Regions from separate parts of the Homo sapiens genome. Here region 2 is linked to region 1. The links are chromatin contacts, found by Hi-C in ENCODE. All regions are on one chromosome and are shown on one strand. Each heading gives the region's core, a stretch centred on a gene start or an enhancer-like site at or near the end of the contact. The rest is flanking DNA. Distances are from core to core; before and after follow the strand shown. Region 1 overlaps LOC102723370 (a long non-coding RNA gene). Region 2 holds the start of ANO5 (anoctamin 5).

Region 1 (5,980 bases), core at 1,352-3,851:
TCAGCAATTTTTATCTGTACATAACTATACATTGCAGAAGTTGTTTAAAAAAGCAGTGCCTGAGCAAGTCACACATGGAACATAGGAGAATGAAGGAGAAATACTATTGAACTATTACTTATAGAGCATAGTAACAAAAATGTTGTAGTTCAGTTTGCAATGTTGGAGACAAAAGACATTTTCACTTAGGATTCCCTTCCAGTCAACAAGTGACATTTAGGGATGTCAAACTGCGTTCCTATTATCAAATATTACAGAATTTTTATAGAAATGAGGACTATAGATCAGATGATCAGGTTAAAGAGGGAGTTGCAGTTTCATTAAATTACTCCTATGCTGTCAGAGAAAAGAGAAAGTTGGAAGGATTATACTCTATAGAAACCAATGTTCAATATTATAACTAGTAGAAAAATTAAGCAAGTGCATAATCAAATAATGAGAATGTCAGATGAATAGTTATGAGATGAACAGAACATGTGGGGACCAGGATTCATATTGGATGCAAGTATTTTAATTTCTCAAGCGTGTCAAACCCTTTTATTAATAAAAATCCATAGTCACTCCCAATTTTAAAGTTTATTTTGAGTAGATTTCCTTGGTTATTGTACAATAATACAGTTTAGTGTTATGTTTACACTATACTGTAGTCTATTAAGTAGTAATAGCATTATATCTTAAAAACTGTAAATAATACATTTTTAAGAATCATTTTTTATTAATGAATCATTTTGATTTTCATAAAGTTTCAAATGAAAGAGGTTTTCTACACATTAGTATAAAGATATGCTTGACTTTATGGACCCTACAAACTTGTAATAGTCAGCAGTTCTGGTGCTTCAATATAGATATATTTTAAGTAGTCAACTTTGCTAGTAAAGAAATACATTTTGAAATAAAACAATATGCCTTGCTAAGTTATGAAATTTGCAAAAAATTATTTTTAAAGATTTTTTATGTATTTTTAAAAATAAATTTACTATATACTTAATATAATAAATAAATATATAAATAAATAATTGTAATATATTTATGATATATTAATTAATGTAAATATACCATAAATTTATAATAATATAAATAATAATACATAGTTACTATACATTAATATAAATGATCATATAAATATGATGATATATATACACTATATCATACATGCTTGTTTATAATAAATATTAAATACTGGGAAAAATAAAATATTAATAGTGGTTTTCTTGTAGTTGGAGGAATTATAGGAATATATGATAGATAAAATCTTTATAAATTGTTATGTTATCTACAGGAAAAGATGTGCTAATTTAAAATATAAAGAAGCAAACATTCTTAGAGAGAGAGGAAGAGGGAGTGCAGGAGCAATTCCAGTGGTCTAAGTAGGCACAACAGGTAGTCAGTACACTTTTCAGAATGCTGTTTTATCTCGGTTGATTTCCCTTATGAATCTTCTAAACCTTGCACATGTTTACCTTTGATTAAGTATAAGCAGAAATTTAGTTTCCTTGAAGAAATGGCTTTGCCTGATGATATGGTTTGGATCTATGTCTCCACCCAAATATCATGTCCAGTTGTAATCCCCAGTGTTGGAGGGGTAGCATGGTGGGAGGTGATTGCATCATGAGGGTGGATTCTTCATGAATGATTTAGCACTATCCCCTTGGTGCTGTTCTCCTAATATATGTCTCACGAGATCTGGTTGTTTGAAAGTGTGTAGCATGGGGCCCCTCACTCTCTCTTGCTCCTGCTCCCACGATGTGAGAAGTCTTGCTCCCCCTTTGCCTTCTGTCATGATTGGAAGTTTTTTGAGGCTTCCCCAGAAGCAGATGCAGCTATGCTTCCTGCATGGCCTGAAGAAATGTGAGTCAATTAAGACTAGCCTGACCAACATGGTGAAACCCCCTCTCTATCAAAAATACAAAAATTAGCTGGGCGTGATGGTGGGTACTTGTAATCCCAACTACTCGGGAGGCTGAGGCAAGAGAATAGCTTGAATCCGGGAGGCAGAGGTTGCAGTGAGCCGAGATCATGCCATTGCACTCCAGCCTGGGCGACAAAAGACAAACAAAAAAACTGTCCGTCTCAAAAGACAAACAAAAAAAAACTATTTTCTTTATAAATTACCCAGTCTCGAGTGTTTCTTTACAGCAATGAAAGAACATACTAATACACCTGATCTTCTATAATCTAGGATCAAGGAGAGCTGGTATTAAAGAGCTAAAACTTGGCCAGGCCCCAGGAACTTTGCTAGTGTAGCAGACTGACAATATCCTAGGTAATTGCATAGCTCTTGCTGCTCTCAATCTGGTTTTGCATCCAACGGGCTATGATAGTGCACCTGATATTTGAAGCTTTTATCATTCCAGTTTGCCTTTACAAACTTCCTAAAATGGTAACATAGGGTGGGAAATTCTGGCTTGAACAGCCATCCATTATTATCCCAGACATATTGTGGCTGCTGCCGGTAATGATTGCTGAGCTGTTCTATTAAAGGCAACATATTACTCCGCAAAGTTTATGACAGTAGTCTTGCTGAAACAAGCAAATACCTTCTATTATGCTAATGTTCTATTTATATAACAAATAGCTGGCCTCTGGCCCTGCTTTGTCCTCTTATGTGTGTCTGGGCTGTTGGGTTTGCATGTTGGTGAATATTTTTAGGCTCCTTAAAGCAGCCAGAACAGCAGTCAATGCAGGATCATCCTGACAGCCTGTTTTAGATCTTGACAGCCTGTTTTAGATCTTGACACCTGATGCTTTCTCTGAGTGCTTTATAAAAGCAGCATTTATAATTTCCATCCAGTCATAAAAATCTGACGTATCTTTTCAGAAGAGAGCTTTGCTATAAAGAGGGAAAATTGAAGTAAATTAAGTCAGGGAGCTTTTTGAGCCATCAAGTAAGATGTTGTATACCATCATGACATTTCAACCCACAACTTGGTGCTGAATCTTATCAATTGAGCTGATGAGCTGTGTCTGCATAAAAGTAAGAATACTAAGCTAGTCAAATACCTTTCTAAGAAGCTTGCCTTATCATAGTCTATTTTTCCAAGCACCTAATCAAGGGCATTTATTTCTCACAGTTGCAGTAAAAGTGGAAGTATCAATAAAGACCAATTGTTTATTAGAAATTGCTCAGTGTTGAGCAGAGAAATTTGCAGAAATCTTAAGCTTCATCCATTCAGGTATTCATAAAAGCTTCAGATGCCTTCATAATTAGAAGCTTATTGCAATTAAACACCAATAGTTTCTTTCTTTGCATGATTGCAGAAAGAAGGATTAGCAGAAATGGATAAATGAAAAATATTATAGTGCATAAACTAATTCTTAATGTACTTGCTCTGCTGTGTTAGTAACTGGCAGCTTTGTTTTGTCTCCAAATGCCCTTTCCAACTGTATTCATGAGGGAAAATATTTCCATGCATTTGGATTAAAACTTATGAATTTCCTCTGACTTTTCTCCTCACACTGAGATAAGAAATAGATTTATAACTTCTTAAAGTCTCAAATCTTTAGAGATTAGATTAGATAGCCAAGTCCAAGATATTATTTACACATTTCAATCGTGATTCAAAGGTAAGTGTCCTCCCTCCTTCCTATATCCCCAAAGTAAAGACTGAAGTTGTCTATAGGAATGGAGATACAGCCAGATCTTTCTCCTTTATTCCACTCACCTCTTTTGTCTTTCATACAACAGTGGGAAAAGTTAGTGTGGGGGCCATAGGCTCCTGGTCCCCTAAAGGTTTGCTAAAAATCACTAACATGATTAATAAGAGAAAAGGCATACAAATGTATTTAGCATAGATACATTGGAGCCTTTAGAATGAAAATCTAATTTCCCAAAGAGTTACAGAAACTTAATATACCATTTTGAGGTTATGGAATGAATGGGGGCTTACATTCTGGCCAGCAAAGGTGACCTTGTTATGTAGCGAAGCCTCCCCTAGAAAGAATAGATGGTAAATGTTTCTTTTCAGTCTTTTAAAGGTGTCAGAGTCTCAATCCCTCCCGGATCTGGGGAAAGGTGTAGAAAGGGAGGGGGCATGACTGTATTAGTGGAGATTATCTATAGATGGAAATTTTCCCCACTTAATTCAGCTTTGCAAGGCCACTTCTGTCAGGATGGCTAAGGGCAGCCATTTCAAAATATGTCAAAGAAATATATTTTGGTGTATTTTTTTAAAATTTCCTTCAATAGGAAGAGGAGATGAGAGGATAAGGCAATTTTAAATCATGACATCTTTGTGTGAAACATTATGTCTGTGATGATGAATCCTAAGTTATATTACTGGCTTGGATTTCTCCCTTAATCTCCAGACTCATATTTCAAACTGCCTACTCAGCATGCTCACTTGGATTTCTAATACTCATCTTAAATTTAAGATGTCCAAAGATCAACCAATACCTTTCCCCTAAAACTTCTTGCACCTCCAGTCTACTCAATCTCAGGGAATCATCTTTCCAGTTGTTGAGTCTTTGGAGTCATCCTTGATTCTCTCTTCTTTTCATATATTCAATTTTTCAGGAAATCTTGAGGATGCTGCCTTCAATATACATCCAGAATTCACAACTTCTACTGCTACTAGTGGACTCCAAGCCACTACAATCTCTCATCTATATTATTTTCTTCAACCTGCTCTCTTTGTCTCTACCCTTGTCCCTTTGTGCTTAATTAGAAGCTAGTGTGATCCTTGCTTAAAGCCCTAAAATGACTCTGTTTTACTCATAGCAAAAGCAAAGTTGTTAGAATGAACTATAAAGCCCAACATAATCTGGTCCCCATGATCTCTCAGACTTCATCTATGATTGGGTTTCCTTGCTGTATTAGCACAGCTACATTGGCCTTTTTCTTGTTCCTGAAGCATGCCAGGAAAATTTCCATCATTTGGGTGTTTGTACTGGCTGTTTCTTCTACCTGTGTGCTTACTTCATTATCTCCTTCAAATCATTCCTCAAATTGTTACCTTCTTTTACTAATGATGACTACCCTGTCTACCCTGGCATTCCTCATTCTCCTTAGTCTGACCTTTGTTTTTTTTTTCACTTTTTAAAATTATATTTTAAGTTCTAGGATACATGTGCACAATGTGCAGGTTTGATACATAGGTATACATGTGACATGTTGGTTTGCTGCACTCATCAACTCATCATTTACATTAGGTATCTCTCCTAATGCTATCCCTCCCCTAGCCCCCCATCTACCGACAGGCCCAGTGTGTGATGTTCCCTGCCCTGTGTCCAAGTGATCCCATTGTTCAATTCCCACCTGTGAGTGAGAACATGCGGTGTTTGGTTTTCTGTCCTTGTGATAGTTTGCTGAGAATGATGGTTTCCAGTTTCATCCATGACCCTGCAAAGGACAGGAACGTATCTTTTTTCATGGCTACATAGTATTCCATGGTGTATATGTGCCAAATTTTCTTAATCCAGTCTATCATTGTTGGACATTTGGGTTGGTTCCAAGTCTTTGCTATTGTGAATAGTGCTGAAATAAACATACGTGTGCATTTGTCTTTATAGTAGCATGATTTATAATCCTTTGGGTATATACCCAGTAATGGGATTGCTGGGTCAAATGGTATTTCTAGTTCTAGATCCTTGAGGAATTGCCACAGTGTCTTCCACAATGGTTGAACTAATTTACACTCCCATCAACAGTGTAAAAGCATTCCTATTCCTCCACATCCTCTCCAGTATCTGTTGTTTCCTGACTGTTTAGTGATCGCCATTCTAACTGATGTGAGATAGTATCTCATTGTGGTTTTGATTTGCATTTCTCCGATGACCAGTGATGATGAGCATTTTTTCATGTGTCTGTTGGCTGCATAGATGTCTTCTTTTGAGAAGTGTCTGTTCATATACTTTGCCCACTTTTTGATGGGGTTGTTTGTTTTCCTTGTAAATTTGTTTGAGTTTTTTGTAGATTCTGGATATTAGCCCTTTGTCAGATGGGTAGATTGTAAAAATTTTCTCCCATTCTGTAGGTTGCCTG
Region 2 (5,980 bases), core at 3,481-5,980, 77 kb before region 1:
AAAGATTTGGTACCAATCACTGTGGAGAATCATCAAATACTTGCCAAAAGTAAAGCCAGCCTAAAGACTGAGTCTTGAGTTTTCACTGAAAGCACATGACTAAGAATACACACTCCAGCAAATCCACAGCCCAAAAATAGCACTTGTACTTACCAACTGGTCTTCTCAGTTTACACTCTTACTAGCAGTATAAAATAAAATATTTCTAATCAAATATTAACATTACTAAAGACGGATGGCTTAGTTGGACACAATGCTTAACATAGCCGTAAAGATGCAAACAACCTAACGTTCAAGTTTTAATCTGCCTTTTCCAATGCTAAAGTCTCAAACTGTCTTTTCCAATACCAACTGTATCATAAATCAGCTAAAGCATAAACATTTCTTGAGGCTATGGTGAGCTATGATCACACCACTGCACTCCAGCCTGGGCAACAGAGTAAGACCTCAAAAAAAAAAAAAAAAGTTAAATTCCAGCAATGACATTTTACTGGCAATGTTTGTTTATGTAACTAATTAAGTGCTCTATTAACTTCTGCCATTAGAATTTCATTTTTAAAATTAGAAGATAGTAGGAAATTAGCCAATTGGAGATCACTGATTCCTCATGTGTTTAATTGTGAAAAAAGTAGAGAAGATGTAATAAATCTTAGATCTATTAAGTCTAAAAGGCAAAATGTTATGTTGTCTCTCTTACAATCAATTTTATAAATTAACTCTCATATTCAGTATTTAAAGGTGATTTAGAAAGCACATACAAAATCAAGGCTTACCTATATGGGTAAATTTAGTCTAAAAAGTCTTCTTATATTTTAAAACATAGAAATGAAAGTAGCTATTAAAAATTGATGCTCTGGAACTTGAATTTTTCAGCCTTCTTCAGCCAACACTTTTGTTTTCATAACAGTGTCGTTTATTTTATTTTTATTTTATTTATTTATTTATTTGAGACGGAGTCTCACTCTGTCACCAGGCTAGAGTGTAGTGGCGCAATCTTGGCTTACTGCAACGTACGCCTCCCAGGTTCAAGGGATTCTCCCACTTCAGTCTCCCGAGTAGCTGGGACTACAGGTGCATGTCACCACACCCAGCTAATTTTTGTATTTTTAGTAGAGATGGGGTTTCACCATGTTGGCCAGGATGGTTTCGATCTCTTGACCTAATGATCCACCTGCCTCGGCCTCCCAGAGTGCTGGGATTACAGGCGTGAGCCAACACACCCAGCCAACAGTGTCATTTAAATCCAAGAGAAAATATATCTGGAAGCAGAGTTCTAAAAATCCACTGGAATGTTCATTAAAAAAAAAAAAAAACTCTCATAACAATGAACTTTTCATACATCTTAGTGCTATGGTTTAAATATCCCTCCAAAACTCATGGTGAAATTTAACTGTCATTGTAATGGTATTAGGAGGTAGAGCCTTGAAGAGGTGATTACGTCATGAGGGCTCCATCCTCATGAATGAATTCATGCCATTCTCATGGGAGTGCAACAGTTACATTAGAATTGGGTTCCTAATGAAAGGATAAGTTTGGACACATTTATCTCTTGGTCTAATGTGCTCCCTTGACCTTCCAACATGTTAAGAGGCAGCACAAAGGTCCTTGTCAGATGCCAATACCATGCTCTTGGACTTTCCAGACTCCAGAACCAAAAGCGAAATATTTTCTTTATAAATTACCCAGGCTGTGGTATTCTGTTATAGCAATAAAAAAAAGTAGGCTAAGATACCTAATAAGAACACAGGTCTCAATAATGGGCAGTAAAACTAAACCAGCAAAAGAACTGACATGCTAAGAAACATCTAAAAATATACGAGTCATATGAGTGGCCTGAACTATGCTGCTCTTTAGGCCCTGATCTCATCAATGCCACACTTCCCTGATGCTTGGGTTCTGGTTCTTTGAATATATCTAGATACAGGAATTTGGGCAGAATGCAGTAATTAGTCCCAGCCATCAAATATACGGTATTCCTCATCAATATCTATTTCTCTCACCTCCACCCTAATCAGAGGCACAATTTGGATCACATGTAAGCATAAATAGATTACAAAGGCCCTTTTTTAAAATGGGGGAGTGTGACTGGGCATTGTGGCTCACATCTGTAATCCCAGCAATTTGAGGGGCCAAGTCAGGTGGATCAGCTGAGCTGTGGAGTTCAAGACCAACTTGGGCAACAGGGTGAAACCCCATCTTCATAAAAAAAATAATAATTAGCTGGGGAGGTCGTGGTGCAGCACCCATAGTCCAAGACACTCCAGAGGCTGAGGTGGCAGGATCGCTTGAGCCTGGGAGTCAGAGGTTTCAGTAAGCAGAGATGATGCCCCTGCATTACAGCCTGGGCAATAGAGCCAGACCCTGTCTCAAAAAATAAAAAAAAAAAAAAAATAAGGGGGGTATGCTTCAACTGACACCATTAAGAACATAGAATGATAACACTCAGAATGGGAGGAAATATTTGTAAATCATATATCTAATAAGGGACTTGTATTCAGAATATATAAAGAATTCTTGCAACTCAATAATGAAAAATACAACTAAATTTTTGTAAACAGGCAAATGATCTGAATAGACACTTCTCCAAAAACGTGAATAACTAATAAGTATATGAAAATACTTGCTACATTAGTCAGTAGAATCAAATCACAATAGAATCAAAATCACACTGAGATACCACTTTACAACCACTAGGATGGCTATAATAAAAAAGACAATAACAAGTGTTAGTGAGTATGTACAGAAATTGGAACCCTCATACATTATTGATGGGAAGGTAACATGCAGATGCCTGGAAAACAGTTTGGCAGTTTCTTAAAATGTTCAATATAAAGCTACCACATAATCCAGCAATTCCACTCCTAGATATATACCCGAGGAAAATAAAAGCATATGTTCATATGAAAACTGATACATCAATGTTCATAGCAGCATTATTCATAGAAGCAAAAGAAAGTGGAAATAACACAAATCCTACCATCGATGAATGGATAGGTATGCTATATCTCTACAACGGAATAGTATTTGGCAATTAATAAGAATGATGCACTGATAAAAGCTGCAGTATGGATTAACTTCAAAAACGTTAATCTACGAGAAAGAAGCCAGTTACAACAGACCACATGTTGTATGATTCTATTTATTCGAATGGTCTTGAATAGGCAAATCTATAGAGACAATAAAGAGATTACTGGTAGGAAGTGGGGAGGATGGGAAGTGACTGCCTAAGAGGTTTCTATTTGGGGTGATGAAAGTGTTCTAAAATTAGATTATGATGATAGTTACAAAACTCTGTAAATACACTAAAAAAAATCCAACTTTACACGTCAAATAGGTGAATTTTACAGTATATAGATTATATCTCAATAAAGCTGCTTAAAAAAGGGAACGAGGAGGATGCAGTAACACACGGTATTTCCCGGTGCCTTTGAAGACTGAATAGTAATGATCAGATCTTTTGTCACTTTGGAAAACTGTTTCTGTGTTTAAATCCAACACTAAACAAGACATGAAAATAAAATATCATTGAAGGAACTGGGGTCCTGGAGATAGCAGCAAAATAGTATGTGCATTTTAAGGAAAATACATGTATTAAAATAGGTCCACGGAATACAGGTGGTGTAAAGGCTTTGGCAAACAATGGATAAATATTTCTCAACGGAACTAAAGGGCTTAATGAAAGCTGTTGAAAAGCAACAGCAGCAGCAGCAGCAGCAGCTTTTCCAAGTGCCTATGGCTCTCAGTATCTCAAACTGATAGATTTTAGGATCTGCTACTCCTACAATTAACAAGCATCTCAAAGCATGATAAGTAACGGGCAGAGAGAGTGAGGTAATAAGACTCAAGGACCAGCTCCTTACACGTGGGATAGCTGTCTTGCACTCTATACTGCTGCTTTTTTTGGGAAAGCCTTCGTTTCCATTGGCTGGGTTCGGAGACCCAAGCACTGCAGCGCTAGCCTAGCAGCCCTGAATTACTCGGCGGTTCCCAGGCCTGCAGGGGAGCAAGGAGGGTGTTCCGGAACCATAGGGGTCACAGGTCGCAGGTCCCTGGCGCGCAGGAGCAGCAGAGAAATCTGTGGGGCGCCGAAACCAACCCCACTCACCCCAGGCGGGGGACTCTGCCCCGCAGTCCCGGTTTCGCGCTGAGCACGCCACGCAGCGAACCTCCCTAGGACTCAGGCCGCAGGGCCGCCAACGTCCCCCGGGGCCTCTGCGCCGCGGGTGGAGGGGTGCAGGCAGCCAGCCTGGCTCTCCCTTGACGCCTCTTGGCGCGGTCCTACCTTCCTCCGCCAACACTTCCAGGAGATCCGGGTCGCCCATCTTCGCCAGCTCGTTAATGGCACTGGTGCCTGAGAGGCAGCAGGAGAGGGGCAGCTGAGACAGACGTGGAGATCTGAGGCAGGTGCTGAATCTGACTGTGGGCCGCCGGAGTTGCTGCTGCTGGACTTCTAAGGGCCTGCTCTTCCTTCTGCAGGCCTCCTTCTCCTCCTCCTCGGACTCCACCGTCTCTGGGCGCCACAGCCAGCCGGCCTTCCTCTCCGGCGGGTACTTCCACTCGACCCGGTCCCCCACAACCTGCTTCGCGCGCTTGGCCCTGCGCTTCCCCACCCTCAGCCGGTAGCGCTCCTGGGCGCTCTCCCAGTACTTCTCCAGGCACCTGTCCCTGTGCCTGCTCGGCAGCTGATCCCGCAGCCGCCACTCCTCCCGGTGCTCGCCAGGATCCTTTCCACTCCTGCCCTCTGGCAGCTTTCCTTTCCCCTTCGCTGCGTCCCTGTTTCCACGCCTCTTTCCCCGCCTCCAGACCGCAAGACCGGCCGGCGCCCCACCCTCGGAGACCGCCATCTCCCCGCCCCCCGGCCCGGCTGGCTCCACGCTGGCCCCCTCCTCTCCGCTCAAGCCGTCCCCAGGTCCCTGCTCTGCCGCCTCCCGCACCTCCTCCGGACATGCAGCCTCCCGTCCCTCCTCGGGACCCGCCGCCCCCCGGCCCTGTTGGCCGGCCTGCTCCATTCTGTACAGGCTTCGCACGTCCTTTTCCACTGGGTCCACCCACGACCAGGAATCCTGGTTCCCCAGGGCTGCCGCTTCCCTCCTGTCGGAATCCTCCTCCTCCGATCCCCAAAGGGGGTCCCGATGCTCCCTCAGCCGGTTGGCCGGGTCTTCATCGATCCGCTCATGCGTGCCACTCGGAGAGAACCCCTCTCCCAGTTGGGAGTTACTTTTGGTCTCGTGGGGAAAAGTCCCTCTCCCTTAAAGGAACCCCTCCCTTTTAAGGCCGGCTCATGGCCCGAGACTCCAAGGTGCCAGCAGCCCCTTCCCCATAGCGTCTGGAGCGGGAGTATTGACTTTTCTCCTGGCCCTGCCTGCTTCCTGGGTTCCCAGCAGGATCTCTGCCCTCTACAGGTGGGGGAAGGTCATCCCTTGTGGCCTGAGTTCCAAGTCAGCCTCTGCCCCTTAAGAGTTGGATAGTGTGGGGCAAGTTTCTCTAAGTTTCAGTTTCCACATATTTAAAGGAGAATGATAATAGTACCCACCTCCTAGGCTGTTGAGAGAAGCACGGTGCACAGTCCTTGCCACAGAATGTGTTAAACATTTAGCTGCTATTAAGATTAACCCATATTATAGTCCAGCTGGGATGACGCCTGTCATCATCTCAGCTGGACGATATCGCTTGAAAGCTCAGGAGTTCAAGACTAGCCTGGGCAACATAGGGATACCCCTGTCTCTACAAAAAATTGGAAAATAGCCAGTCATGGTGGCAGGCACCTGTGGTCCCAGCTACTCGGGAGGCTGAGGTGGGAAGATCGCTTGAGCCCAGAAGATTGAGACTACATAGAGCCACAATCATCCCGCTGCACTCCAGCCTAAGTGATGGAGAGCAAGACCCTGTCTCAAAAGAAAGTAAAGAAAAGAAAAAAAGAAGAGGGAGGAAGGAAGAAGAGAAAAAAAAAAGAAAAGAAAATTAACTCATATTACATTGA

Evidence for each region. Hi-C counts contacts between places; a loop is a spot of excess contacts on that map. Pooled maps may share reads with other maps.
Region 2: a loop to region 1 is called in a pooled map of gastrocnemius medialis, with 4 times the contacts of the local background. The contact joins the promoter of ANO5 here to the enhancer-like site in region 1. A Hi-C loop is called at or near these places in 1 of 50 pooled maps.

Annotation. Positions count from the first base shown.
Region 1 is chr11:22,112,417-22,118,396 of GRCh38, reverse strand. The region is part of intron 4 of LOC102723370 (a long non-coding RNA gene); the gene reads right to left. All of the region lies in intron 1 of LOC124902645 (a long non-coding RNA gene), which reads left to right. Among named protein-coding and RNA genes, the nearest start is that of ANO5, 78 kb to the left of the region's middle. Within about 2 kb of position 2,601, at least 2 of the 41 ENCODE cell types and tissues checked have a DNase peak (open chromatin) inside an H3K27ac peak, as active enhancers do.
Region 2 is chr11:22,191,835-22,197,814 of GRCh38, reverse strand. ANO5 (anoctamin 5) reads right to left here and starts at 4,730. Exons shown (of 22, transcript NM_213599.3): 1 at 4,283-4,730. The coding sequence starts at 4,322. RefSeq lists enhancers at 3,913-4,102, 4,353-4,442, 5,093-5,162, 5,193-5,252, 5,483-5,572 and a silencer at 4,863-4,912.